7 separate regions of the Homo sapiens genome follow, and regions 1, 2, 3, 4, 5 and 7 are each linked to region 6. The links are chromatin loops, found by intact Hi-C in ENCODE. Cell type or tissue: PC-3. All regions are shown on one strand.

What was found. Hi-C counts contacts between places; a loop is a spot of excess contacts. Peaks named below come from ENCODE experiments on the same cell type or tissue, not always from the same donor. Only the 100,000 strongest peaks of a DNase experiment are listed, where the experiment ranks them.
Region 1: it touches region 6 in a loop (11-fold over the local background); 7 of 110 quality-filtered maps call a loop at or near these places.
Region 2: it touches region 6 in a loop (5-fold over the local background); 3 of 110 quality-filtered maps call a loop at or near these places.
Region 3: a loop joins it to region 6, with 10 times the contacts of the local background. A loop is called at or near these places in 3 of 110 quality-filtered maps.
Region 4: a loop joins it to region 6, with 10 times the contacts of the local background. A loop is called at or near these places in 4 of 110 quality-filtered maps.
Region 5: a loop joins it to region 6, with 3 times the contacts of the local background. A loop is called at or near these places in 63 of 110 quality-filtered maps.
Region 7: it touches region 6 in a loop (7-fold over the local background); 67 of 110 quality-filtered maps call a loop at or near these places.

Annotation. Positions count from the first base shown.
Region 1 is chr12:127,353,005-127,357,004 of GRCh38, reverse strand. No RefSeq gene overlaps it. Among named protein-coding and RNA genes, the nearest start is that of LINC02375, 15 kb to the right of the region's middle. In PC-3, a CTCF peak has its summit at 1,707 (motif pointing right); a DNase peak (open chromatin) is centred at 1,734.
Region 2 is chr12:126,782,302-126,786,301 of GRCh38, reverse strand. No RefSeq gene overlaps it. Among named protein-coding and RNA genes, the nearest start is that of LINC00944, 12 kb to the right of the region's middle. In PC-3, a CTCF peak has its summit at 1,788 (motif pointing left); a DNase peak (open chromatin) is centred at 1,781; H3K27me3 peaks cover 1,793 bases.
Region 3 is chr12:127,024,069-127,028,068 of GRCh38, reverse strand. All of the region lies in intron 2 of LINC02405 (long intergenic non-protein coding RNA 2405), which reads left to right. It overlaps LOC105370063 (a long non-coding RNA gene), which reads right to left. Exons shown (of 6, transcript XR_007063518.1): 5 at 537-599; 6 at 32-132. Among named protein-coding and RNA genes, the nearest start is that of LINC02405, 34 kb to the left of the region's middle. In PC-3, a CTCF peak has its summit at 2,334 (motif pointing left); no DNase peak of the experiment used is centred here.
Region 4 is chr12:126,924,129-126,928,128 of GRCh38, reverse strand. The region is part of intron 4 of LINC02405 (long intergenic non-protein coding RNA 2405); the gene reads left to right. Among named protein-coding and RNA genes, the nearest start is that of LINC02372, 51 kb to the right of the region's middle. In PC-3, a CTCF peak has its summit at 1,754; a DNase peak (open chromatin) is centred at 1,748; H3K4me3 peaks cover 796 bases; H3K27me3 peaks cover 1,798 bases.
Region 5 is chr12:127,291,925-127,295,924 of GRCh38, reverse strand. The region is part of intron 1 of LOC124903050 (a long non-coding RNA gene); the gene reads left to right. Among named protein-coding and RNA genes, the nearest start is that of LINC02376, 9.6 kb to the right of the region's middle. In PC-3, a CTCF peak has its summit at 2,212 (motif pointing right); a DNase peak (open chromatin) is centred at 2,224.
Region 6 is chr12:127,106,565-127,110,564 of GRCh38, reverse strand. All of the region lies in intron 1 of LOC107984449, which reads right to left. Among named protein-coding and RNA genes, the nearest start is that of LINC02405, 48 kb to the right of the region's middle. In PC-3, a CTCF peak has its summit at 1,793 (motif pointing left); DNase peaks (open chromatin) are centred at 1,764 and 2,604; H3K27ac peaks cover 1,500 bases.
Region 7 is chr12:127,379,752-127,383,751 of GRCh38, reverse strand. No RefSeq gene overlaps it. Among named protein-coding and RNA genes, the nearest start is that of LINC02375, 42 kb to the right of the region's middle. RefSeq lists a silencer at 2,479-2,588. In PC-3, CTCF peaks have their summits at 2,256 and 2,467 (motif pointing right); DNase peaks (open chromatin) are centred at 211, 1,861 and 2,501; H3K4me3 peaks cover 1,676 bases; H3K27ac peaks cover 679 bases.

The sequences.
Region 1 (4,000 bases), 250 kb before region 6:
TGATTGTAAGCTTCCTGAGGCCTCCGCAGTCAGGTAGAACTGTGAGTGGTTTTTTTTGTTTTTTTTTTTTTTGAGACGGAGTCTTGCTCTGTCGCCCAGGCTGGAGTGCAGTGGCGTGATCTCGGCTCACTGCAAGCTCCACCCCCCAGGTTCACACCATTCTCCTGCCTCAGCCTCCCGAGTAGCTGGGACTACAGGCGCAAGCCGCCACGCCAAGCTAATTTTTTGTATTTTTAGTAGAGACGGGTTTCACCGTGTTAGCCAGGATGGTCTCGATTTCCTGACCTTGTGATCCGCCGGCCTCGCCTCCCAAAGTGCTGGGATTACAGGCGTGAGCCACTGTGCCCGGCCAGAACTGTGAGTCTATTAAACCTCTTTCCTTTATCATGACTCTGTCTCAGGTAATATTCTTTATAGCAGTGTGAAAACGGACTAATACGTGGACCACAGCCATGTCTCTTTTTTTATGTATTGCCTATGGCTGCTTTCAGCTACAACAGAATTTAGTATTTGCAACAGAGATTCTATGGCTTGTCAAGATATTTACTAAATAGAATAGGCACTATTGGTTCCTTTTAAACTCCTGACCTACAGTACTGACAATTATTCAATGAACTGCATTACTTAAAATTTAAAAATGGGGTCATTTATGAAATTCAAAAGTATCCTATGTGTAAAAATGTGGAAATAATGTTGGATGTTGCATTGTGGAAGCATTTTTTTTTCAGGAAAAATTTGGATTTTGAAAATCATATTCAAACCTGCGTGTCTATATAAGACTTTTTAAATGAATGGCCACAGTTCAGTTTGTGACTGTAAAGTCTGTGTCTTCAAATGAGAGAAAAGCTATTTCTGTCAAGAACGACAAATGGTTCCTTTGCCTTTCTATGGGCCTCCAGGTTCCTCTGTAAGAAGTAAACTTCCAATTTTCTCTTCAGTTCCTTGCAGTAATAGAGGCTGTCACTTTGTATTATATATTAATACCAAAGATCATTTAAAACTTCACCTCATAAAATAACCTGTGTAATTTTCTCCTCAGGTAAAAATGAGAAAAAAAAATAATGACCACTATATTAGATAATGGCACCTTATTGCCTGTAACTGACTCTAAACTCCTGGTGAAAATGCAGATGAAGAAAGTCACCTGCTTGTGTTTTTCTCCTGGACTAATGCAGAGTATTGGATCCCTAGAGGCTCACGGGTCACCGTGAATGACTGCACATTTTCTCAGGAGAGATGAAGAGCGGGGTGCCCTATGGTCTGAGCTTTGGGGAGGGCAGGGGTGGAGCTGCCTTAGCCTCGCTCCGTGTCTAATCACGTCATGGGGGCAGCATAGTTTGGAGCCGTGATCTAGACAAAGCACAGTTCTGACCCCAGAGAGTCATTGTATGATGCAATCCCATCCTAGGAAAACCAAAAGTCGCCTTGCAAAAGCCACCTCATCATACTCCCTGGATCCCCCCCATGCCTTCCCTCACCAGAAGGGGCTTCCTCCCTTTGCTCAGCTCACTTTTCCCAGAATGTCACTGTTGTATTTCCCTAAAAGATTTGTGGCATCTGCTTTTTGGATGATGGGTTAACCTCACGATGTGGATGAACTTCTAGCTAGTAGCTACTTGGTGTGATTTTACTTGAAATCCATTTTACAGTTTTAGAATGTAAAATGTCTCAGTAGATAAAGCCACATAGGGATGGCCTGGGGAATCATGAGCACATTCCTCCAGTAGAGGTCAGTGGAGGGGCACAGGGCCATCCAGCTTGGCTGCAGTAGGATCAGGTTCTGTCCCAATTGAGTGTCCGCCCAGCCTAAGCATGTCTGAACACACTCAGGACTGCTGAGTAAGGTTGTGCAGGTTGTGCACTGCCCATGGACATGTTTAAGGCAATGTAATTCACATCCTAGACATTGTAGATGTATGAATTTAGTAGGACAGCTGTACAAAAGATGGCAAGAAAGTGTCTTGTTCTACCCAAATTGATATATAAGGACAATTTTGTCAGGGATGGAAAAGGCACTATTTTCTAATTTGCATAGGCTCTTTAGGGACTATCTCTATGTCATTGGGGCACAGGATCTGAAAAGCCAAAGCTTCCGAGTCCCTAAAGAGCCAAAGCTCCCAAGTCCCTAAAGAGTGCAGCTTTTCTGCACTGAATACCCTTTAGGGAATGTACTATTTCCTGCAGTGGCCCAGAACAGTCATTCATTCAACAACATTTAATGAATGTTAAATGAGCATCTAGTAGACGCCAGTCCCAAGGCTGGGCTGCAGGATGGAATGGAGAGCAAAAGGAACAAAGAGCCCCGTCCCTATGATCCAACAGAAGGCTGACACGAAGCAACCAAGAACACACTTGACGATGTGAGTGCAATTCTGTCTACTGTGGTAGTGCGGTCACTACCAGGCCAGTCTCGGGTGTTATGAGAGCAGAGAGTGGGTGTATGGGCAGGTCTGCTGGGGCTCCGGGGAAGCTCTGAACATTGAGAGGAACACTGCATCAGAGGTTGGATAGTTCAGGTCCGGTGGAGTCTTACAAGGAAAGCCGTGAAGGCTGAGGGTGTCCCCAGGTTGAGAAGAATCATCCCAGAAGGTACTACGAGTTCACACAGTGAACAAGCCCAGTGTTAAATAAAACTGAAGCATGTAGAGAGAAAACTTTAATTGTCTTTCAACCTTTATGATTGGTAAAGAACAGACACTCCTTTGGATTGTACTGTGTATTTAATAATTCTAACATTTTCCAGTATCCCTTTTTAGCAGACATATAGTAGCCTTTTGACCCAACAGTGGAAGTGAGAAACCCATCACTTTCCTAAAATTAAGGCAATGGCGCTGGTTGCACCCCCACTTCCCTCCACCTCCACCAACACACACAAAGCAGGAAGGAATAACAAGATTTACTACATAACAAAGTTTTCAGAGGAGATCAGGGCAGGCTTACAAGCAGCTGCATAAATGTTTTGGGAGCACAGAAATAGATGGCCAGCTTGGGTTATATGCTGGTTAGGATGGGGCTTCCTTGTGTTGCCAGGACATACGTGGTTCAAACTTCATGCCAGCACCACGAGAAGCAGTGCACAGACTTTTTTGCTTGTGGGTTCTGATGTGGGGCAAGGCAGGGAAAGGAAAGAGTGAGGACTGACAGCTTGATAAAAGATTCAGGCTCTTTTGACGTTAGTAGTAGTTTAGTGAAAACAAGGATACTCTGGCGGGCCCACTTAACCACCCAGAAAATGATATCTGCTCTTCCGTGAATATGTGGGCTTTCTAAATCCTGACAGTTCATTAAGGTCTGGAACCAAAGAATATAGGTTGGTCACTGTTGTGGCTTCTCAGGACCAAGAATGGCCCAGAGCCTGGAACTGCCCATTTATGAGGAAGCCACCAGCAGTCCTGGCTTTGAAATTCATTTCCCTAAGCACAGGGAGCAGGGGATAGCTGGATTAGAGAATGATGCCCTCATCAACAGTGTCAGATGATGCACATGAAAGACCCGTGCAGGCCCTCCCCAGTTGTGGATGAGGCCACTCGTTCTGGGTCCTAAATAGCACTGTAGAACAGTGGATGATGGTGCTTACCCAGGGCAGTTTGGAATATGCAATTGCTGGCTGCAAGGCAAGAGGGTCCTGAGAAGCTTGGGACTATCTCTGTGTCATTAGGGCACAGGATGTGAAAAGCCAAAGCTACCTAGTGCCCCTCTCATGCAAAGGTCCTTAGGAAGCTTGTGGGTTACCTGCCAAGATGGAGCTCAGTTTAGAGAGTACTACTAACTTCTCAAGTACAGGCCAGGGCTGCCTACTGCTGCAGAGACATGGTGGGTGAACAGGAACCATTTAACATAAGTGGGTCCCTATATATTTTACCAGGACTAAGACCTCTTCCTCTGAGGAAGAGGCAAAGTAGTATTATTACTTATAATAACTATTACCACTTGTTGAAAATGTACTCGAGGCCAGTAACTCTGTTAAGCAGTTCATTAGTTCATGAATTCAAACTTTCAA
Region 2 (4,000 bases), 320 kb after region 6:
AAAAAAAAATGCCAGGCTCGGTGGCTCACGCCTGTAATCCCAGCACTTTGGGAGGCTGAGGCAGGCAGATCACTGAGGTCAGGAGTTTGAGACCAGCCTGGCCAACATAGTGAAACCCCATCTCTTCTAAAAATACAAAAATCAGCTGGACGTAGTGGCAGGTGCCTGTAATTCCAGCCACTCAGGAAGCTGAGACAGGAGAATCGCTTGAACCTGGGAGGCGGAGGTTTCAGTGAGCTGAGATCGCACCACTGCAATCTAGCCTGGGCAACAAAGAGTGAAACTCTGTCTAAATAAATAAATAAATAAATAAAATAAAATAAAATAAAATAAAATAAAATAAAATAAAATAAAAATAAAAAAGACAGTACCCCACCCAGTGCCTCCCAGGCCAGGGAGCACACAGATGCCAGCTGACACCTGTGTTTGTGACCTCATCTTTCCTGTCCCTCCCAACATCTCTTCCCCTTCCTCTGTGTCTGCTCTGCAAACTCAGAACCCTCAGTCTCCAAGCCAGGAGAGAAAACTTTGAGGCCAATGATGAGGGGCAAAAAGAAAGACTTACCGTGCCTACTTCTACCAAAAGAGTTTCAGCTGGGAGAAGAGAAGAATGCTGTCCTTTGATTGTAGCTCAGAATTGGGATTAGTGAATCATTTTTAAATTGAGGCTGTGTTTTGTCATAAAAAGTCATGGATCTGCCTATTTTCATCCACAGGCAAGAAAATATTATCCCAATTGAGCAAATTAAAGGGAAAATAGAAATCTAAGTAAATCTCACTTTTGTGACTCCACCCTTGGGGCCCCCTCTGAAACCTCTAAGGAAAGGTCCTCCCTTGCCTTGTCCAGCTGCTGGGGCTCCAGGTGTTTCCCGGCTCCTAGAATCGTCACTCCCATCTCTGCCTCCATTGTCACTTGGACTTCTTTTTTCTGTGTGTCTTTTTTTTTTTTTTTTTGACAGAGTTTCGCTCTTGTTGCCCAGGCTGTAGTGCAATGGTGCAGTCTTGGCTCACCACAACCTCCGCCTCCCGGGTTCAAGAGATTCTCCTACCTCAGCCTCCCAAGTAGCTGGGATTACAGGCATGTGCTATCACGCCCAGCTAATTTTGTATTTTTAGTAGAGACATCGTTTCTCCATTTTGGTCAGGCTGGTCTAGAACTCCTGACCTCAGGTGATCCGCCCGCCTCAGCCTCCCAAAGTGCTGGGATTACAAGCATGAGCCACCACACCTGGCCTTTTCTGTATGTCTCTATATGTTCTCTCCTCTTCTTATTAGGGTGCCAGTCATTGAATTTAGGAATCACCCTAAAGCCAGGATAATTTCATCTCAAGACCCTGAACTAATTACATTAGCAAAGAAGCTATTTCCAAAGAAAGTCATATTTGTATTTCCAGATTGATTTGAATTGGGGGAAGTTACCATTAACATCCTATGAATGAGTAACACATACTCTTAATGATCCCATTAGGGTAATTTAGGTTTGTACCCCATTCTTTCGTTTCAGCTTTGGAAGACAAACCAAGACAGAGGAAATCTGAACATTTTCTAGGTGTGACGAAAGGAATTTAAGCGCGAGACATCCCATGGGTTTATCATTCCTGTGACTGACCAGCACCTACATTTTAGATGCTGGGGCCTGATCCATCACTCTGTTCTCAGATGTAGCTCCTAAGCCTGGTCGTGAATGAAGCTTCAGCCAAGCTCAAGGGAAGAAATCTGGTCATTTTCAGGCCCATGAAGCAGAAACACACGTGGTTATATGGACTCTGGGGCCCTTTCGCCCTCTGCTGGTGGGTGCCCAATGAAGCTATTTAACTGTATTTGCATTTGCAGCATTTCCAGTCCTCAAGAGGTCAGGAGATTCTCAGAGACAAGCTGATTGCCCAGAAGCAGTTTGCTAGGTTTAGGAAGTTGCTGCATCTGCCATATGCCACGATATATTCCGATGAACCCATCTTTACTAACTAGAGAATTCAGTCTTGATGTACAGGCAAATTGAGGACATAGAAAACAAGGGGTCTAGGGGAACCAGTTCAGTAACCCCTACAAAGAAAGAAGGATTTAAATAGAAGAACTTAATAGTTTCCAGGGAGCTCTCACGATGCAATCAGTAAATTGAGCATTACCGAAGTGTATTTTTCCTGTTTAAACAACTTGCATTAGGCACATGGGAAAGGGCAAAGTATAAAAATGTAATGTTCTTTTTAATAGTAAAAAATGAAAAAAAATTGTTGTGAAAATGAAAGAAAAAATATTGTAACATCTGCTTTTTAAAGCAAACACCTCTTACCATTTTAAAAAGGACAGTGCCCGCAGGTCGTCTGCCTGATGAAAATGCTAGAAAACCAGCTCACTCCCCAGGTTCGTCACCTGCCAGGTAACTTCCTGAGCCCAAATGAAGCCACTGCTGCTGTCAAGTCGTAAGTCAACCAGCACCATCTCGTGGAATGAGCCAATTGCTCTGTAGAACAATGTCAGGGGCCCCTAAGACTACCCCTATGTTCAGAGATTCACTGGAAGCATGCATGAGACCCAATATAGAGAGGTTCTCCCAGCTAAGAAATATTACAGAGATGCAGGAAGGACGCACAGTGAGATCGTAAGGAAACAAGATGCAGTCTGTAGGCAACCACGTGAAGGCTTCCTATGCTCCTTCTCCCAAGAGGGTCACATAGAAACGTTGTTTCCTAGAAACAAAAGTGCTGAAATATGCATGTAATGGTTCTGCCCAGGGAAGCCCCTTAGAGACTCAGAATGAGCTCACTGGTTGCATCGGATTCTGGTCACATTATCTGCCTCGAATGTACCAAAATTCCAGACTCCCAGAAGGAAAGCAGGTTTTCAGCATAAACAACACTGTGCAGACATTTAGGCACAGAAAACCCCTCATATCAGTTAGGGAACCCTCTTAAAATCCTAGTTTCCAGATGATAGCCAAAGGTTTACCTTGCACACAAGGCTTTCTGAAGGTAGTGGTCTTAGGCCTGTGATGTGAATGTGGTTCTTCAAGACACAAACACGAACATGTTAAAGAGGCAATTTAAAACCCAGCATGAAACAGCATGAAATGCATTTCCACATTGCTGCATTCTAACAAGAATAATTATCAACAAACTGCAGAAGAATGTAACTAAATCCTACTTCATGGGTTTCTCCTTCGGGGTGAGCTATGTAGTTCATAGTTTTGTGGAAAATAGACTCTGCTCTATTAAATGAGGGACTTACACAACATTTCGTGTTGGAGTCACAATGCACAGCTCTCTTCCCTGTTTCTGAACACACATATATACTAACATGCAAGAACCACACATGCCCTTGTGCTACGTTATGGAGTGTTGCCATCCGTTGAGTTTTCGGGTGTATCTTGGAATGTGGTTATGCTCCTTCTAACTAGTACATGGCATGGATTAATGATTTGACCACCTGCATTTTAGAATTTGGGGATAACAGTGATAACCTCATACAATCTTTGGTAACACAATAGAAAACAGAGTAAGAGAAAGGACATTAGAAACTACAAGGAGCTCTGCACAGAAAGTATCATTATTGAATTTGTTTTAATTTCATTAGCCTGAAACGAGCTTGTCTATAATGTGCAAAACCATTAGTCAACTTGTCTCAACCTTTAATCTTTTCCAGATTTGAGAAGGGAGTACAGTGCTTATGGAAGGGGTGAATGGAGAGCATACACAGTGAACACCTATAAGCAACACTTTCCATTATGGGAAAAAGTATATGAAAGTATACATTTCATTATGGGAAACTTCTTATCACAGACACGACTTGTAGACTGATGACTGACTTTGACATTGATGGGTGATGACAATGAAGAGAGACAGGTATCCCCCCCCAAAAAAAAGCCATTCATCAGTAGATTTTGAAAAATCCAGCAAGGGAAGAAGTAGAACATAACTTTTTTTGACACTGGCCTTTGAATCCTGCTAAAGCCACACTGCGGGCTCTTCCTCCTCCTCTCTGACTTTTAAGCTAAACCAACTGT
Region 3 (4,000 bases), 82 kb after region 6:
ATAATTTTCCACTTAATTAAAGAAACAATTTTATTCATATTGTTTTGGCTCACGTATTAGACTTCAGTGCTTTCTTCATCACTCATGGAGTTATCTGACTGGGTGCTCAGAATTCATCATATTCACTTCTGTCTATGTGTTTTAAGAGAAAAATACATATATATTATTTTCAATACAAGCACAGTGTGTATATATATACACACACACATATACGCATACATATACATATATACATATACACACACGTATACATATATACATATATACATATGTATATGTGTGTGTATATTTATGTATGCATACATATATACATATATGCATACATAATGTAGAAATATACATGTGTATACATATATGTATGTATTGAAATTACATGCATATACACATATGTATATATGTATGTCTGTGTGTGTGTGTGTGTATATATATATATATAGTGCTTGTTTTGAAAATAAACTAAACTACTTGTATCCATTTGCATTGCATTAAGGTCTTTTTGGTTGTTGTTGTGTAATGTTATATTGGCAGCTACTTACCACATTGTGTTTTCATAGGATCTTAAACTGCAGGTAGGAAACTAAACTTCAAGGTCTACCAGCCTGTAAGAATAATGACAAAATCGTTACTATGTGCCTTCATCCCTTTTCTCGCTAGTTGCATGAGTAGACTTCCTTTAGAATCTAACATTAGCACCAATAGAGGTTGTTTCTGGTTGATTGGTCTCCCCCAGATGTACTTTGTGTTAAACAATAATGTGATTGGGAGGTCAGCACATAACACGCACTATTTTTCTCAGCGTTAATGTGAGGGAAAGTTTTATTTTGTATTTAGGCATATAGGGGAATTGTCACCCTCCCTTACAATAAATGTTAGCATGCCCTGTGTGTCTTTACATTGCACAGAGAATCCTGGACTCAGCAAACTCTCTTCTGTTATGACGCCAACCCACCATGTTTATGTCCTGTGAGTACACAGGTCTCTAAAGGCATCAGTCTTCCAAGGCAGAGGGTGAAAAGGTGATGCTGAGGAGGTCCCTGATTGTCAGTGGTCTACCTCTACTTTCACTAAAGAGCCACTCACGTCTTAGTATCAGACGGCCTAGGTGGAAGTCACTATGAAATACCCACGTGCACATGCCTAACTTATTCTGATAAGTGTTGTGTTGCCAGAAGACAAGTTGGTGCCTAAAAACATACAACAGACTTAGAGGTAATCTGTAATTCATGGTGAAGTTCAACTCCTTTTAATTTTTCCCTGAAATGTACAAATGCCCATATCGTATGTCAACTCCTTTTTGAATCATAATGAGAAGATCACTTCATTTCAATTCCATCCATTCATTTCTTTCTATTTTCCCACAGTCATCCACTCTGTAAATGAATAATTATCACACATAAGAGAATAACAACATATGCACTGTTTGGCTTATAGGGTCAAAAATGGCAGACACAAAGAATTATTTTGGTAAACACTGACGAAAGTTTTTATGCTTTAATTATTGGCTGAAATGCAGTAGAGGTCACTGCTTGCTCATTCTCCCTTCCCCACACCCGCTAAATCACCTGTCAGTTTAAAGTAAATTTTAGTAGATTCAAAGCAAGACAAGTGACTTTTGTAACACAGCTCTGGGTATATCTCTCAGTGATGTGGGCATTTTGTGCCCTTGTTTCTTAGGAAAGCTCTTCTCTAAACCGATCTAGCCAGATGCAGAGCTTTGCATGAAAACATTCAATAGATAGAGAAATGGGAAAGGGTGACAGGGATCAAGGATGAAAATGGAGATTTCTCTCCTGTTAAGAAAATTGGTATCTTCTTACTACTATCAATTCGGCATGAAGGGAGAAATGGGTGTCTGCTCTGCCATCTTGCTGAAGTGCCATAGTGGGTAAAACAAACTCCACCCTCATTCATTCCATAGGTCAGAGCCAAAAGCTGCATTGGCCACTATAGTGGTTTTGTGAATGATAGAGCTGTCATGGACCAAAATGGAAACTGGAGAGAACAGTGTGTAAAGTTTTATGGGAAATTCTAATTAGAATCAGATGGAGGTTTTTTTGGTTTGTTTATTTGTTGTTGCTGTTGTTTTGGTTTGTTCTGTTTTAATGGACTTCTAATGTACGTGGGCACAGATAGATGCACAGTTAAAAAAGTAAGCAAAACAGGAAGGTAAAACTGAAATGAATTCCCAAGCTCTTATTGATAGAAGTGTGGGCATGATGGTAGGTGGTTATTATGCCATTGGTCTTGAAGGCTACTCGTGCCTTCATGTCTTGCCTTAAAAGACAGCTCTATTTTCCCTCCTCTAGTAATAGAGCCATTGTATCCCCTTGTGGCCATAGATAGTATTATATATACTCCAATTTCAAAATCTATAATTCAGTTGATCAAAATGTCAGGTTTTACCAAAAATACTTCACCAGGCAATGCAGAAGAGCCATGCCTGGGAATATTTTTCAATGATTACTCATTGGTACAATTCTAGGATATGACTGAATTACTCTTTTCATAAAACTATTCTTTTAAAATAATTCTTTCTTCTGTAATTAATAAAAAAATCAAGTGAAAGGCACAAATGAACATTTTTCCCTAAGTGCTAGAAATCAAGCATTTGTTTTAGGTGAAATGAGTTTTAAAGTAATCGTCAGTCATTCAACTAAAAGTGAAAGCAGCCAGACAACTAGAAATCTGGATTAGCTTCAGATTGAGTTGGAGTCAACTTTGTTTTCATATCTGGTGGCTCAGTTTGATATGCATTATATTTGAAAATGATGAATTCCAAATATATAAATTCCTGATGCAATTCTCAAATACAACCTAGAGACTTGAAGACAAGACTTAAAACTGTGTCTTATTTATCTGAGTTTTCGTAGCACAGAACACACAGGCTTCATAGTGTTGTTGGCTAAATGAATGTGGCCCATGTGAGAAAGCATTGAGGTGGATGAGGCTTGGAGCCACAGGTTCTAAACCCAGGTGTGTGACTAACTCACCACTTACCTTAGATAATGTCCCTTTACTCATCTAAGTTTCAGTTACAGTCTTTACAGATTAGGAATGGAATTCTGCACCCTGCAGAGCCCTGGCTTCCTGTCACTGTGTTGATGCTAATACACAAGGATGAACACGTGGACCTGTGGTGAAGGTTTGAGCTGAGCTGTGTGTGTTTTCCTATCTCTGTTCCTCTTGCCATTCCTAAAACCAGAGCTCATTTCCCTTTCTGTTGATTCCGCTTTTTACTGACCAATTAAGAAAGCACTGATTGAGTACTGACTGTATGCAATGGGCCAGTGGAAATGTACTCTAGGATTCAGGGGTGATAATGGCAGCAGATTTTCATTATGGAAGCGACCCCAGTGAAGACAGCAGTTTCTGGCGTCATGGAGATCACAGCCCAGTGATGTGATAGAGACATGTCCACCCGTCCAACCACCCATCCAGTGAGCATTGGTTGAACAGATTGTGTTGAATGCAACAATGGAATAATGTCACCAGGTTTATGGGTGATGATGGTGGCAGATTTTCATGATAGAGAGGTCACCCCAGAGGGAAAAACAGTCTCTGGATTACAGACACATTTTCATTTGCTGGGGAAAAGCTGCCCCAGGAAGCTTCTCAGTGTAGCTGACCCTGCCCCCAACTGCTCTTCTTACAGCATTTTAGTATGCCTGTTAGTTAGCAGAATGATGTACATTTTACCCCATAGGTCCTTTTTAATTCCTCATTTGCCTCCCGCCCTTCCTCCTTCAGAGTCTCTAATGTTCATTATCCCACTCTATATCCCTTAGCTTACCCATTGCTTAGCTCCACTTATGGGCGAGAACATGTGGTATTTGGTTTTCCATTCCTGAGTTACTTCACTTAGAATAATTGCCTCCAGCTCCATCCATCCAAGTTGCTGCAAAGTACATTATTTTGTTCTTTTTTATGGCTGAGTAGTATCCCATGGCATATATATGCCACATTTATTTTATTTAGTTATCAGTTGGACACTTATTTGATT
Region 4 (4,000 bases), 180 kb after region 6:
ACAGCATCTGTTATTTAATACACAAGGTCAATGCGATTTCTAGAATGTGAAGACCGTGGCTACCAAATGGCTAGCAGTCACCTGGCCACATTACGTAAGATGCATATGCACGCTACAATGTTCAATTCTGAGTTAACTGGTCTGAAAACTGATTCATGTATTAATTCCAGGCTACCTATGATAGTAAAACTATCAATACTAGGAGAGGCACTTGGTTCTGGTTTGAGATTGAATTTCCCCTAATTAATTACACTGTGGGTGCATTCTTTCAGTTCTATGATCTGTGTTTACAGGATTATACAAAGATAATACCATGTGATAGATGCAAGCTAATGCATGCACCCCTTTTATTATACATAGGGCTGCATATTCAATTTTTCTTTCTTTCTTTCTTTCTTTTTTTTTTTTTGAGACCGAGCCTCACTCTGTTTTCCAGGTTGGAGTGCAATGACACAATCTTGGCTCACTGCAATCCCATCTCCACCTCCCAGGTTAAAAAAATTCTTCTGCCTCAGCTTCCCAAGTAGCTGGGATTACAGGTGTACACCACCACACCCGGCTAATTTTTGTAATTTTAGTAGAGATGGGGTTTTGCCATGTTGGCCAGGCTAGTCTCAAACTCCTGGCCTCAAGTGATCTACCTGTCTTGGCCTCCCAAAGGGCTGGGATTATAGGCATGAGCCACTGTGCGTGGTCCACATATTCAGTTTTTACCTACTGTTTCTCTTTCTCACAAACTAAGCCAAACATTTGGTTCCAACTGATTTCTTCCTCTTCTTTCTGACATAGTCAATGAATTTCTAAAGTAAAAGAATGGAATTTCAGCTACAAAACAACATAAGAATGGTTTTCTTTAAAAAGTGCACCTATCACTGTTTTGGAATTTTTTCCCTAGTACTGCTTATTTATCTGGCCATCAGAAACAGTGGCAGATGCCTACATTTTGATAAAACATTTTAGAAAATATGCCAGAGACTGAGAGCAGGAGAAACTGCTGAAGGAGAACATAATGTTCATATTTATCTAAATGTGTTTATTTACATTAATGTTTTTATTGGTAGCAGAATATGGTGACATGCAGACTTTTTCTAAAATGTAATATGTAATGCTTCGTTCAGGGCGCAAAATTTTTCTTACAATTTCTACCTTATATATGATTGAGTGACACTTTGGAAAGATCACTGCTGTCCAAATGTTCTCTCTACATTTTAATCCAATACAAATATACTGTATTACTTTAAAACTTTTTTCCCCAAAATTGTATCCATTATGATCATGGGCAAGGATGATGTCTAGGATATGATTCTGAGATTGTATAAGTGATACGAGATCGAGGAAAACGTTGTTTAAAGAGAGGTAAATAAACTGAAAGCACAGGCATGTAAAAGGATTATTTGTGTGAAAACTGGAACCACAAAGAATGATGATAAAAGAGTGTTGAGGAGGGGGAGGGGGAGCCAAGAATTGAAAGCTTTATGACATGAGGAAGGAGGACATTTGTGTCATCTACCAATAAGTAGGACAAAGATAGACAGTAATGGTGAAATTTGAGTTTCAAAACACAGTGATTAGTAACATTGCAGAAGAAACAATGAAAAACAAGCAGGATGCCTACTTTATGCCTAGAGTCAAGAGTCACCACGAATTGGTGGATGAATACGTTAGTTTCATTTCTCTATTGTCAAGGGAAGATAACTCTCAGGTGTGTATTCTATGCTCCTTCCAAATGTTCCTCACTGAGTTTAAGCTCTGATTGCCCCACAGTGGTGACCAGCTTGATAGCACTCCTTTTAAAAGCTTCTTCCCTTTTCTTTCTCACTACTTCACATTCCTACAGTGTTTTCTGATAATACGGACCAAAGAAATTATTTGCACTTGAATTCTCATCTCAGTGTCATCCTCTAGCTGATGACATCATGAGAAAACTGCATCCTCCACTTTGCTGATTATGAGGAAAGAACCCACCAAGCTACCCCGAGGTAGGGTAACACTCGAACTGACGAACACACATGACTTTCTAAAGAAATGTGTAAACACTTGGACTCTTCTATCAACCTTTCTATGCTCTCATAATTTTCACTAACGATCTTTGCAAGTGGTTGCCTATCACCTCATTTTGGAAAATGGGTGTCCTTATTACCCGTGTTTGTCTAAGCCAGCAAGAGTCCTTTATACAATCCCTTTTGAGGAATGAGAATAAGTAGAAACACTGACAGGCCAAAATGATTTTAGTAATAGGGCAAGTAGAGTTCAAACCTATTGAGCTCTCTTCCCAAACTGTGCTATTTTGCTATGAGAGAATCCTTATTCTGAATTTGAGGTTTATTATTCTCAGAAGCTCTTTTCATTTTGTGCTTTGGGTGCTCCTGGTCATGAGAGCTTAAACCCCTATCAACCAACCACTTGAATTAAGAGTATCCACAAACAAAATTGCAAATACAGGCTTATGATTACCAGATTTCATGGATATTAATATTTCATAAGGAGACTTAAGCTATTTCATTGCGTTTTACATTAGTTGTTTTAATAAATCTTTTCCTACCAGCGGCACTGACAAATTTAATAGACTTTATAAATAATTGGTCAATACCGAATGTGTCATAAATTTACTCCATCTGTGGAAAGAGCCCCAGTTGCTACTTTTGTGTTATGTTCTTCCAAACAACCTGTAAGTCACAATTAATGCTGGTTAAAATTGTGACAGGTATTTGACTTTGTCAATGACAAGTTTTGTTTGAATGCCAAAGAAGTTTAATTCCCTATAATTACAGATTATGACACTGCAAATTTCCCTCAGCTCTAACCTAGTGCTATTGATAAGAACACTTTTAATGAAAGACACTCAATGGAGGAAGAAAATCCAAGTTTAGTGAAACAAGAGAAATGTAAATCAGAGTCACAGAAAGCTACAAAAAAAATCCTATTATTTAATTTGAAAATAAACACATCAATCTTTCAGTTTGATTGTTATGACTTTTTGTGGTATATGCTTTAAAATTATAGTGCTTTCATCAAAAGTTTAAAATTATATAATGTCTCCACGTACGTAAAGTAGAAACACTGGGGATTTGTTTTAATGCTTTGAGTTTCTGGGTGTAACTTTGGGGCAAATAGTTTGTATCGAGTTGTAGTCTTTTGCTTTTATCTCAATGATTATTCAAGCTATTTGCCAGGCAGACAGTAGCATTCAAGATGTTTTCAACTCTGAGAAAGGTTGCACATAACCTTCACTAGAGCAGACTGAACTTTCTTCTCTTTTTTTTTTTTTTTTTTCTGAGACGGAGTCTCGCTCCGTCGCCCAGGCTGGAGTGCAGTGGCGCGATCTCGGCTCACTGCAAGCTCCGCCTCCCGGGTTCACGCCCTTCTCCCGCCTCAGCCTCCCGAGTAGCTGGGACTACAGGCGCCCGCCACCACGCCCGGCTAATTTTTTGTATTTTTAGTAGGGACGGGGTTTCACCGTGTTAGCCAGGATGGTCTCGATCTCCTGACCTCGTGATCCGCCCGCCTCGGCGACCCAAAGTGCTGGGATTACAGGCGTGAGTCACCGCGCCCGGCCGAGAAGACTGAACTTTCTTAAAGGCATTTGAAGCCACACCCTAGTATCTACAAAAAAGAAATTAAACAAATAGCTGGGTATAGTGGTGTATATCTGCAGTCCTGGCTACTCAGGAGGTTGAGGTGGGAGGATCACTGGAGACTAGGAGTTCCAGGCTGCATCAAGTTATGATCGTGCCACTACACTGCATCCTGAGCAAGATTGAGGCCCTGAATTTTAAAATATAAATTAAAAGAGATATGAGGATATCATTAAAGTATTTGACCTTCTCATTAGTTTTAAAAAAACAACAACACACAAACACAAATTTAAGTCTCAGATAATGTAAACTATTTTTTTTTCCTTTGGGAAACATTAGATATAAAGTGAATATCTATCTTTGAAACACGGAATGCTGATTGTGAAAATGTGAAGTTTATGAAACACTAGGTTAGAGTTCAGGGA
Region 5 (4,000 bases), 190 kb before region 6:
TTATCATTTCCTCACCTCTCATTATTCTTCACCCCACAGCAGCCTGGCTAGTCCGGCCAGTTGCTGATACAGTTATGATAAAGTCACCAGGGACCCATATGTTGCTCAGATAACTGAAGATACAATTGCTTTTTCAGCAGACCTCAATCTAGGTGACCGCTGCCTCCCTCATGGAAGCTCTGCTGCTACTCCTGTCTGTTCATTCACAGCCTTCTTTGTCCTTCTTTCTCCACTGGACAGCATAGAACTATTCTATAGCCCCAGAGCTTGACTAGAGGCCTTTCTTTTTGCACTCTCATTTAATACAGAGCTGAGGCCTGTGTCGTCCTTCTATCACCAAGAGCTGTGTGACTAGGCAAGTTGCTTCGCTAGGCTCCAGTTTCCTCGTTTGTTAAGCATTGATCACGATAGCACCAAACCCAAAGAATCATTGTGGAGAATAGATGAGTTCATAGCACTAAACACATCTATCAGTGTCTGGACTATGGTGACTGTCCAGTACTATCAGTCATTATCTCATCCTACTCCTTTGACAACGTAAATAAATTTAGGGAAGAGTGTTCTAAGCAGAGGGGGACAGAAAATGTCAGAGAAGCCCCTGAAGTTGAGGGTAGGGACTAGTGAAGTGTGTTTGAAGAAGGGAAAGAAAGTCGGCATGGCTGGAGAAGACACACAAGGGGAAGTGGTCGAAGCAGCCAGGTGGTCATGAACAGCCAGCACACACAGGGCCAGGTAGGAGAAGCGAGAGGTGAGGGCTTGGCATTTATTCTCAGTCCATTGGGATGTCATTTGTGGGTTTTTATTAGGGAAATGTTATGACCTTATTTAAGTTTTAAAATCACCACTTTGGATGCCTTGTGGCTTATGTTATAGGAGCCAGATTGGACACAGGGGGCGTGTTTGGAAGCTGTCCAGACTGATCCAGGCTACAGGAGGAGTGCAGGCAGAGAGAGGGAGACAGAGCCAGGGTGCAGTTCCACAATCCAGAAAAGGGACTGTGTACTGCACAAGCATTTACAGAAAGTGACAGGCCCAGTCTCAGGCACTGCAGGGCGGGGAGTGCGGCCTCCTGAAGCCAAGCAGGGACACAGGCTTGGAGGCCATCCTGTGCTGGATGCGGGGTTCAGGCATTTAAGGTGCTTGGAAGGCCGGGGCTGAATGGACTGTTTCATGTTTTGATAGCAATGCCTTGCCCACTTTGATTTTAGTGTGTGTGTGTGTATGTGTGTGTGTGTGTGTGTGTGAAATGCTACAAATGAACACCCAGAGGGGCAAAGCCAAGTGAGAGAACTGTCATTAAGAATCCAGCAAAACACTGATGTTCATTGTGCAAATTGACACATTCATTTGGAAGTCACTTTGCAGTCCCCATAGAAATGTTAAGTGTTCAGGCACTCAGAACCAGCACTTTCACCCTGAGGGACTCAGGCGAAATGATCACAGTGTGATCTCAAACTTGATGAAATACATGTGCACAGGAGGCAGGGCTAATTGGTTTGGAGGGCACTGAATTCTAGTGAACCTTAGCTTAATCCCCCGCAGCACTATGCTGTACCTGAATTGGCACCTCCTTATGTCGTGGAGGCTCAGTTTTCTTATCTGTAAAATGGGAACACTAATATGAATCATTCATAGGATTGCCGCACGAGTTCAATGAGGTTTTGCAAGACAACACTTTAGCAGGCCTGCAGTAGAATCCACCCATGTAGGCAGGGGCTGTGATGGGCCCCGTGGAATGCACAGTGCCTGGCCCAGGGCTCTGGACACAAGTGTGTAGACGGCTGCGGCTGCACCCTGCATCCCCCGCCTCCCAAGGTGACGCAGTCACTGTGAGAGCAAAACCAGCCACTTCCCTTAGAAGCCCTGAGCCTCCTTTATGGTCACCTCTCAGGTGTGCATAAAGCACACCTGAGTTTCTGGAACCTCTGCCTCTTCCTTGCTGGTGGAATACCTCCTCGCAGAGGCCTGGGCTCTGCATCCTGAGAGATCACTGGAGGGGCTGGATGAGAAGAACCAAAAGTGCAGAAAAATGCAGTCCCAATGGAGGGACTCTGTTCAAAAGAAAATGAGAGATGGGCACACAAACACTCCTCCTTAAGCCAGGGTTAAGCCAGGGTTTCCCTGGGCGGTGCCACACCCCACAGAAATCCTGCGTGCCAAGTGCATGCATGGCCCGCTGAGCAGGCTGCTGCCTCTCTGTGCTTGCCCTGCAGGGGGAGCTGGTGTGTAACACAGCGCTCTGCCTCATGGCTCATCTTCCTTTGCCTCATTTGCATTTGTCCTCATCTTTGCTATCCTACGCATGCAGCTCAGGGATCAAGCAGCAGCTTTGTGGATCCTCACCTGGGCTCTTCCTGGAGAACCCTGTGTTGGGTGCACAGTATCAGGAGATGGTAGGATTGCATAGGCACTTGTGGAATGATGGAGTGGAATCTCAGGTGTGACTATGAGAGGCATCAGTGATAAGGTGAGTGTGAGATGGGGGTGGGGAGTGGGAGAGGGGGAAGAGACCGCCTAGCCATGATCACAGCACAAATACCCTGAGGCTGGAATGGATGGAGATCAGCACAGGTGTGAGCCAAGCTTGATGCTGGAAAACAAAACGAGGGAAGGAAGGCAAACCCAGTGATGGGATCCTTGAAACACGAGGCTTAGGTCCTCCAGGTACTAGAACGAAGAGAATCAGAGTTCAGGAAGACAGACAGAGGCTTCATGTAGATGAATACACTGGGAATGGTGGAGTCGAGAAAACAGAAGAGGAGCTCTTGAGGGAGTGCCGAGGAGTGAGGGGTGGAGAGGGCCCTGAGTGTGGCCATCGGAACATAGTTTTCCGTAGACGCCCCAACACTGTTCCCGAGCACTGTCTCCCCATGAACCCTCCCACAGAGGTTTGCCTCGTCCCCCCAGTTACTAGCTGTTGACTAGACACATCTCTAGGATGGGTGTGGCTCTCTTCTGGAGACCCTGGGGGATCCAGAGAAATAAGGGCTGGGGTCCCAACCCCCAGTTTCCCAGGATACTCAAGGGAAAGGAGACTACTTACCGGCATGATGTCTTTTGGGGCTGCCTCAAAGCATCCTGTACTGATGCACTGAGGGGGGCCACAGAATTGTCTAGCCTCTGGGAGTCTGAGGTTTTCCCCAGAAGACATGGTTGGATGAGGGAGGTTTGGTGGGAGGTGACAGCTTCAGATAGCCTGGGCCTTCTTCAGCTTTCCTAGTGTCCTGTTTGCAGGATCTCCAGACCCAACTCAGAACATTCTGCGTACAGAAACCTCAGCTTAGAGAGGGTAAGGCATGTGAGAACCAGAGCAGCTACACTGGACAACCCATTAATGAGCTGCCTCATTGCGGCAGCCACATACACACCAGATCAGCCACACTGGACAACCCATTAATGAGCAGCCACATTGGAGCAGCCCCATACACATCAGAGCAGCCACACTGGACAACTCATTAATAACATGTGTGTGTATAACGTGTGTGTGTGTGTGTGCACATGGGAAGAGAGTATATATATACACACACACACATACTGTCATTAATGGGTTGTGTGTATGTGTGTGTATATATATGTGTGTGTGTGTACACACATACATATCTATCTATATCTGTATACAGATATAGCATAAGTTCTGGTCTGAGTCTGAGGCCTGGGCATGTGGAGTACCAACATCTCAGAGTAGAAGGTGGATGTCCCAACTCAAACAGAAAGAACAAGCCTGCCCTTCCTCCACCCTTTTGTTCTATTTGGACCCTTAGTGAATTGGAGGATGCCTGCACACATTGATGAGGGTCATCTTTATGCAACCCACTGATTCAAATAATATTTTCTTCTAGAAACACACTCACAGACATATGCAGGAATAGTATTTTACTGGCTATCTGGGCATTCCTTAGCCCAGTCAAGTTGACACATGGAAGCAGCTAGCATGGTGAGAGCACGTTGGGTGCTGGCATTTACTTTCCATTGCAGTACAGTGTGACACTCAAGCTGTCTC
Region 6 (4,000 bases):
TCAAGAACATTGTGAAATAATAGTGAAATTTGTTCATATTCTTGCTTTGTTAATGATCTTGGTGGAGGTCCTTCTAGGGTCCCCTCATTATGTAAACTATTGGCTTTTAATATTAAAGTCTATGGCTGGGCGCGGTGGCTCATGTTTGTAATCACAGCACTTCGGTAGGCCAAGGCAGGTGGATCACGAGGTCAGGAGTTCAAGACCAGCCAGGCCAACATGGTGAAACCCTGTCTCTACTAAAAATAAAAAAATTAGTCAGGTGTGGTGGTGCGCACCTGTAGTCCCAGCTACTTGGGAGGCTGAGGCAGGAGAATCGCTTGAACCCGGGAGGCAGAGATTGCAGTGAGCCAAGATCACACCACTGCACTCCAGCCTGCATGACAGAGCGAGACTCTGTCTCAAAAAAAAAAAAAAATTAAAGTCTATACCCACCATTTTTATTTTCTCAACATTTTTTTGGTCAATGATGTGTGTTTTTCAGCATTTATTAAGATAACCATTCTCTCTTTCTTCTCTTCCCACACCCACCCTTCCATCAGCCTGTCCGTCAGTTTCACACCTTCCAGGGGTTGAATAAGAGAGAAAAGAGGGAGGGGACAGTAAAGATCCTAGAGGCATCACTAACTTCCCAAGCTGGCTTTACTCTCTGGCCTTAGTAGAGGCTGCTGCTTTCTCTTATGGGTACTTTCACATATTTCTCAATGGTTCCCTGCTGGACCCCAGTGATAATTCCTCTGGTTCAGGAATAATTTGCTTTTACTGCCCCCAATTCCTTGCCTGCTTCTATTCATCCTGCCAACCACCCCACATAGATGCTCGCTCACAAAGGCTCCAGCTTGGTTTTCCATGCTGCATGTGTAGGGTGACATCCATTCCAGTTTTCCCAAAACTGTCTCAGGCAATTTCTGGTGTCTTGGCATAATTATTAATATTCTCCTGTTCACTTTCAAAAGTCTCCCTATTTGGGCAATAAGAGACCTAGCTTCCTTAGAACTGGGCACACCTGGAGTACAGGTACACATGGCCTTCTTAGTTTTGGGGCACTCTGAGCACCCAGGTCTCTCCTCACAGAGCAGCCCCCAGACAGCTCTGCCACCAGACAGGTAACGAGGCCTCCTTAAGACCTGCATATCTCTGGGGCAGGGATCATATCACAATCCATGGTGTCTTCCTGTTTCGAGCTCTTCAAGGGTCCATCAAGCAGTAAATAAAGCAAGTAGCATCTCCCCTTTCTCCCCACTTTAGGAACTACAGAGCTCATCGAGGAGTTGTTTGTTTTTTTCTTTACAATCTCCTCCATTTTTTTACAATGGCATCTGGATATTGGCCCCTAGGTTGTGTCCATCTTCACAGCAGCCTGGGACACATTAGCATTTAAAAGCATACCAGAGCCAGATTCAAATTTTTACGCATCCAACTGTTTCCAACATAGCTGGTATTTAACCATTTAGAACTGTCCTGCTTTGTATACGTTGCAAACTGCATCCAACATCTGCTAGTCATAGATAACGACAAACTTAGGAGCTCTAAAGCCCACCAGATGGCTCTTGCCCTTTGGAGGTCTCTGACCCAGAGACTCCCTACTGGGCTGCAGGACAACATCACCTGGACAGGTGAGTCTCACCTAACCCAGGAGTTCCCTTCTCCTCCTTTTTATCTGGGTGATGGGCCACACACCACAGCCTCTGGACCAGCTGGTGCTGTGAGGGACCTCCTCTGTCTGTAGCTATGCTAGAGTTCAGTGGATAACCACGGGTGCGCTCCTGCCACCTGGTGGTAATATCTCCTCTCTTTTGAAACCCATGATTTCCCCATCTGCTCCCTCCTCCTGACATTTTTTATGTTTTTAAAAAGGTTGAAGAGCATTAGGCATTATTGAACAAATTTTCAGACATTCCTTTGAAAATCTGCATTTTGGTCTGTTACTTTATTTTGAAAATCCTGATGTTTGGCCAAAACTTCCTGCTCCACCTGTGTTGAGCATCTTCTATAGAGCGTATTGCAACATCACAAGTGCATTTATTAGCTGGAATGAATACTTAATCCGTGGGTGAGGTGTTACCCTGGGATCTCATTTAATACTAACAACAAGGAAATCTATGAACATGTACTTAGGCTCTAAAAGTGTTAAAGGAAAATAAGTAAATCCTGAAAGCAGGCTGAGACTCCTGGGGATTTTTACCATCACTCATTGACAGCTAAAGATTTGATAGTGATGTGAAAGGAAGAATGGTTTGATTTTACAAATGTCTGCTTGTAGCTTTTCTGTTTTCTTTGTTGTATCTTGGTAACTTTCATCCCTCATGAGGCATAGTTATTACAGGGAACATCTTATGTATGCAACAAAACCCTTTGCACCATATACTTTAGAGTTATTCTAAGAGGTTTTCAAGGGCAATTTTACTACACGCCGTATTCCACTTGTATTCTGAATTTAGAAAACTTGTGTAAGGTACAAGAGTAGGAAACATGCCAGAAAAGAGAAAAAAGAAAGTAAAATGTTACACCTGTGCCCAGAAGACTTAAGTGCTGAGAGGGGAGCTGGGCTGTCATTGAAGTTTTGTTCTAATCCCAGTCTAAAATGACTCATTGTGGTTGGCACACATGAAGATGCCAGTGTACTGAGAGGTAAGGAGCAAAGGGGAAGATGGTGATACAAGATGAAAGAACAAGTCAGCTCATGCCCCGAGGCTGGTGTTTGAATTTTGTTCTAATCAAAAGGAGAAGGCTCTGGAGGGTTTCAAGCGGAGGAGAGATGATGCTTGATTTATTTTTCTAAGTGATCCCTCCAGCAACTCCACGGAGAATGTATTGTGGGACTTAAATATCAGTGATCAGATGGATGTATTGAAAACCATGGAAGGGCCAGGGGTAGTGGCTCACACCTGTAATTCCAGCACTTTGGGATGCCGAGGCAGGTGGATCATGGGGTCAGGAGATCCAGACCATTCTGGCTAACATGGTGAAACCCTGTCTCTGCTAAACATACAAAAACTAGCTGGGCTTGGGGGCAGGTGCCTGTAGTCCCAGTTACTTGGGAGGCTGAGGCAGGAGAATGGCGTGAACCCAGAAGGCAGAGCTTGCAGTGAGCTAAGATCACGCCACTGCACTCCAGCCTGGGTGACAGAGCGAGACGCCATTTCAAAAACAAAACAAAAAAAAAAAAAAACATGGAAGACAGTTGAGAGATGTGGACTCAAGTCAAGTCAAGATAAGGGTTTCTTTCTAAGCTTTGCCTTCCGTTCCCCTTCTTAACCTGTGGACAGCCAGGCACTGCCGTGATGAATGTGAATTTTAAGCACTAATGTTCTAATGAAATACATACACTAATCAGCACTGTAGAATTGAAGATCAGGTCTTCAGGTAGAAGTAATTGAAGGCTGCATTCAACCCCCAAGCTATCGATCTGACTGCCAGGCAAACTACACTATCAGATTGAAAGAAATATCCAGAAGCTAATTGCTGGAGTCGTGAATCTCTACACAGTTATTAGACTCACAATGAAACCTCATGAGAAAAAATATATTAATGTGGCTCCAAAAAAGTTGCCTGGTTTCTATTTACTTTTCATTGTTCAAATAAAAGACTGTCTCTGAAATGAAGAAACTGAAATAAATGTGTTGACTTAGCCCTGGCTGCCCATCTACTACACTATCACACACACAAATGCAACATGAGCATAAAAGGATCCTGGAAACAGCATAGAAAAAACTCAGCAATGCCAAAGTCTCAGTAACATACCCCAATCCCCAGAGATACCTCAGCATGGGAAAAGACACAGAAAAGAAGGCAATGTTTATTGTTAAGCAAGTGCTGCAATTGAGTCCCAGAAATTCAGACATTTCTCCAAACTTCCTGGAAATTCCTGCTATAAACAGTTCTTTTAGGATAGCAGGCCTGCAATCTCAGTTTCCTACTCTCAGAACTTTTCCTTCCAGTATGTTCTTGTTTCATTTACTCATGCAGCAGCGTAGACAGAATTTTTCCCCCTTTGAAC
Region 7 (4,000 bases), 270 kb before region 6:
AAATAAATAAAAATAAAAATTAACAAAAAAATGAGTTAAAAAAAAAAGGACTACCAACACCGGTCTTACTCTTTTCAGTAGCTTTAATAACTTGCTGTCATTCCAGAGCCAATTTCACAGTAAATCAAGAGAGTCATCATGACACACACACCACCACCACACCCTCAAACTTGCCAGGTTCCAGCAATGGGTATTTAAAGCCATATACACTTCCGTGCTTTGGCAGAAAAATTCTCCGAGTAAATATCAGCTCCTGTCAGAGAAACGCAGCCTGTGTAACACGAACAAAGCTGACCTCCCCAGAGAAGAAAGAAAACCCAGAAAGCATCAGAGGAGAAGAAACCACAAATGGATGTGGTTCATGAGCAGAGGGCAGCCCGTGGGTGTGTTGGGGGGCGGAGGGGGGGAGTGCGGCTTTCTGTGATTTGTTGTCATGTCGTTTTTAATCAACAAACTGCTGTTAGGCTTACAGGCTGCTGGGTCCTTGACTGGATTCCCTCCATTCGTCATACGGAAACCCCTCTTGTCTCAGCGACTTTCTTTTCCTGCCTGCCCCAAACCAGCCAGTGAATACGCTGTTCAAATGACCAGCAATAACTGTCTTTGTTGGGTGATATTTAAGGGCATGCACTTTGTAAATGTCGCTGTATGCAGTTACCGCTCAGTGGACCGCAGCTTTTCTATGGGATCCAATACAATTCAACTACTCACAGGTAACACACACGAGCACCAGTGAGCCCTTCCAGGGAACCGATTACCAAACTGTTCCCACAACAGGGATCAGATGTTACACCATTTCCTAACGCACATTCAAAAATATAGAGGCAGCCCGGTGCAGTGGCACATGCCTGTAATCTCGGCACTTTGGGAGGCGGAGGCGGGCGGATCACGTGAGGTCAGGAGTTCGAGACCAGCCTGGCCAACATAGTGAAACCCCGTCTCTATAAAAAAATACAAAAATTAGTCGGGTGTGGTGATGCAACGGTAATCCCAGCTACTCGGGAGGCTGAGGCGGGAGGATCACTTGAACCCGGGAGGCAGAGGTTGCAGTGAGTTGAGATCACGCCATTGCACTCCAGCCTGGGTTGACAGAGCCCAACTCCCTCTCTCAAAAAAAAAAAAGTTATATATATATATATATATATATATGCCCAAAAGAATTGATCCCAGAATGCAGGTTGACATCAGCTAAGTAGAAAAGAAAAAGGGAAAAAACCTTAAGATGTTTGGTTCAGTTGACCTGCAACTATTTGGGAAAACCTTTGCTGATGTATAATTTCTGAAGGTGAAAGGGAAAAATAGACCCAACTAAGAGAATTCAGGAAAGAAACAGGGGTGGTTGTCAGTCAGAGCAACAAAGTTGTGGAATTCCGGGTGCTTCAATGGCAGGGATGTGAAATGACAAATTTTTTAGACTCTGTCAATACCATTAATATTTATGACCCATCTCACACACACACACAAAAACCAGCTGTCGTGTGGCACATCCATCAGAGACTTCTGCCCTGGAATTGTTCTGCTTCGTTGGGTGATAAGCCCTGAATCACAAAATTGAGGACAATGATGTGAAGGATTTTATGCTGCTGTTTTACACCTCCTTAAAGGTGGTAAAATAATCAGAATTCTGTATTCTGAAGCAGTAACTTTCTTTAAAAAGTCACCTTTACTGTTGACAGGTGAACTAGATTACTGAATCACAGTGCCGAGTCATAAATAAGCACGTGTTTATGAGCAGTGAAAGAGCTCAACTTGCTCCCGAATTGCACCGCAGTCTCCTTTAATTCTGAGATTCTGCTAAGAAATGCCAAGCCTGAACCCTTGCCCCCAACGTATTTCTCTCCTTCTGTATCGTTCAATAAGGAACAATCTCTTCTCCACAGCAGGAGAAATGTGGAAATGCTTGTGGTTAAGTGAGGTCAAGATCTCTTGGTTTAAATCTTGCCTCACCTGTTACTTAAGCCTTATGATCTCAGACCTGATCCTCAGCTTTCTGGAGTCTTGGCCTTTTTTTTTTTTTCCTGCAAAATGGGTAATAGAATTCCCAGAACAATTATTTTGAGGGTTAAGTGAGGAAATTATGTATGTACAGTATGATACAAGTATATTATAAATGACAGCAACTTTTGTAAAATTAGGATTTCAGTGTGCTTAAAAAGGAGGAGCTCAAGAGTAGTGGTGAAATTGAAATGATTTAATGAGAAGGGTGGCTTGGTCCCTGACCATTAGGAGAGACGTGTCTATTACAGCCTCTCTGCCCTGCCTCCCACCCCTTATCCCAGGGCACTCCAGATGCACATCATCCCCGCCTGAGAGAAACAGCTAGGGAATGTTCCTAAACACTCCTTTTTCTTGCGTAGCTGATTGCAGAGCTCATTAGGCCTTTCGCTAAATGACTTGACTTTGACAAGGAGTAGAGATGGCGTTTTGATTGGCATCAGCTTCTCCTCCGGAAAAGGGCCTAGTGGGCGACGGTCCCGGCGCGCCCGCTAGATGGCGCCGCAGACCGGGTTGTGGCCGCGCCGGCCGCGCGCCCTCCCCTCCCCGCGGAGGCTCCCAGAGCCCCTGCCCGGCAGGTCCTCTCCGTGAACTCGCCGCGTCCTCAGGACCTGCGATTTCCAGGCCTTCCCGGTTTCCACCTGAGTGTGAGCAAATGAAGCCTCCCTCCTGCAGCCCGAGCCAGCGCTCAGCGCAGCCCCTGACCCCTGGCTCCTGGCAACCTGCTTCAGCCAAAATCTTAAGAGGCTTTATTACTTTTATTTAAAATGATGCATGCTCGTTATAACATTATTAAACTTAGGAAGAAAAAAATTCTAAGCGCAGCGCCCTCCAATACGACCATTAGACGCATGGATAAGTAACTGACACGTGGACATTATAACAATGAAATCCTACTCTATAAGTTGTATTCTATTTGTGAAAGTGTTCGTTTTTATTTATGATTATAAGAAGACAAAAAATCCAAAGTAGAGTTGATGTGTTTCATTAAAAATAGAGTATTCCATTGTATATGGTGTGTGTGTGTGTGTGCGTGTCTGTGTGTGTGATCACATTTTCTTTACCACTAATCCGTCCACGGGCACATCGGTCATTTCTATTTCTTGTGAATAATTCTGCAAGGAACATGTGAGTACTGAGATCGCTTTGAGATGGTGATTTTCTTTCCTTTGGATATATAACTAGAAGTGGGAATGGGAAATCATATGGTAGTGCTATTTCTAATTTCTAGAGGAACATTCATCCTGCTTCCCATAATGGCTGTATCAATTTACATTATTCAGCCTTTAAAAAAAAGAAAGAAATCTGCTATTTGAGACAACATGGATGAACCCGGAGGACATTATATTAAGTGAAATAAGCCAAAGAAAGAAAGACGAATACTGCATAATCTCACCTCTATGTGAAATCTAAAAAGTCAAACTCATGGAAACGGTGGAGGAGTGGTTACCAGAGGTCGTGGGATGGGGAAAAAAGGGGAGTTAGTGGCCAAACGGTGCAGACTTGCAGTTACAAAATGAGTAAGTTCTGAAGACCTAATGAACAACATGGTGCCTGTAGTTAATAACATGTTGTTTATTTGAAATTTACTAAGAGAGTAGAGCTTAAGTATTCCCACCACACAAAAAACAAAAAAATTAACTATTAATATATGAGTTGATGGACATGTCAGCTTAATTGTCTTAATCATTTCACAGTGTAAATGTTTATCAAAACATCACATTGTACATTTTAAATATGTACAACTTTTTTTTTTTTTCTTGAGATGGAGTTTCACTCTTGTTGCCCAGGCTGGAGTGCAATGGCATGACTCGGCTCACCGCGACCTCCGCCTCCTGGATTCAAGTGATTCTCCTGCCTCAGCCTCTAGAGTAGCTGGGATTACAGGCATGCGCCACCACGCCTGGCTAATTTTGTATTTTTTTAGTAGGCATGGGGTTTCTCCACGTTAGTCAGGCTGGTCTCGAACTCCGGACCTCAGGTGATCCACTTGCCTCCGTCTCCC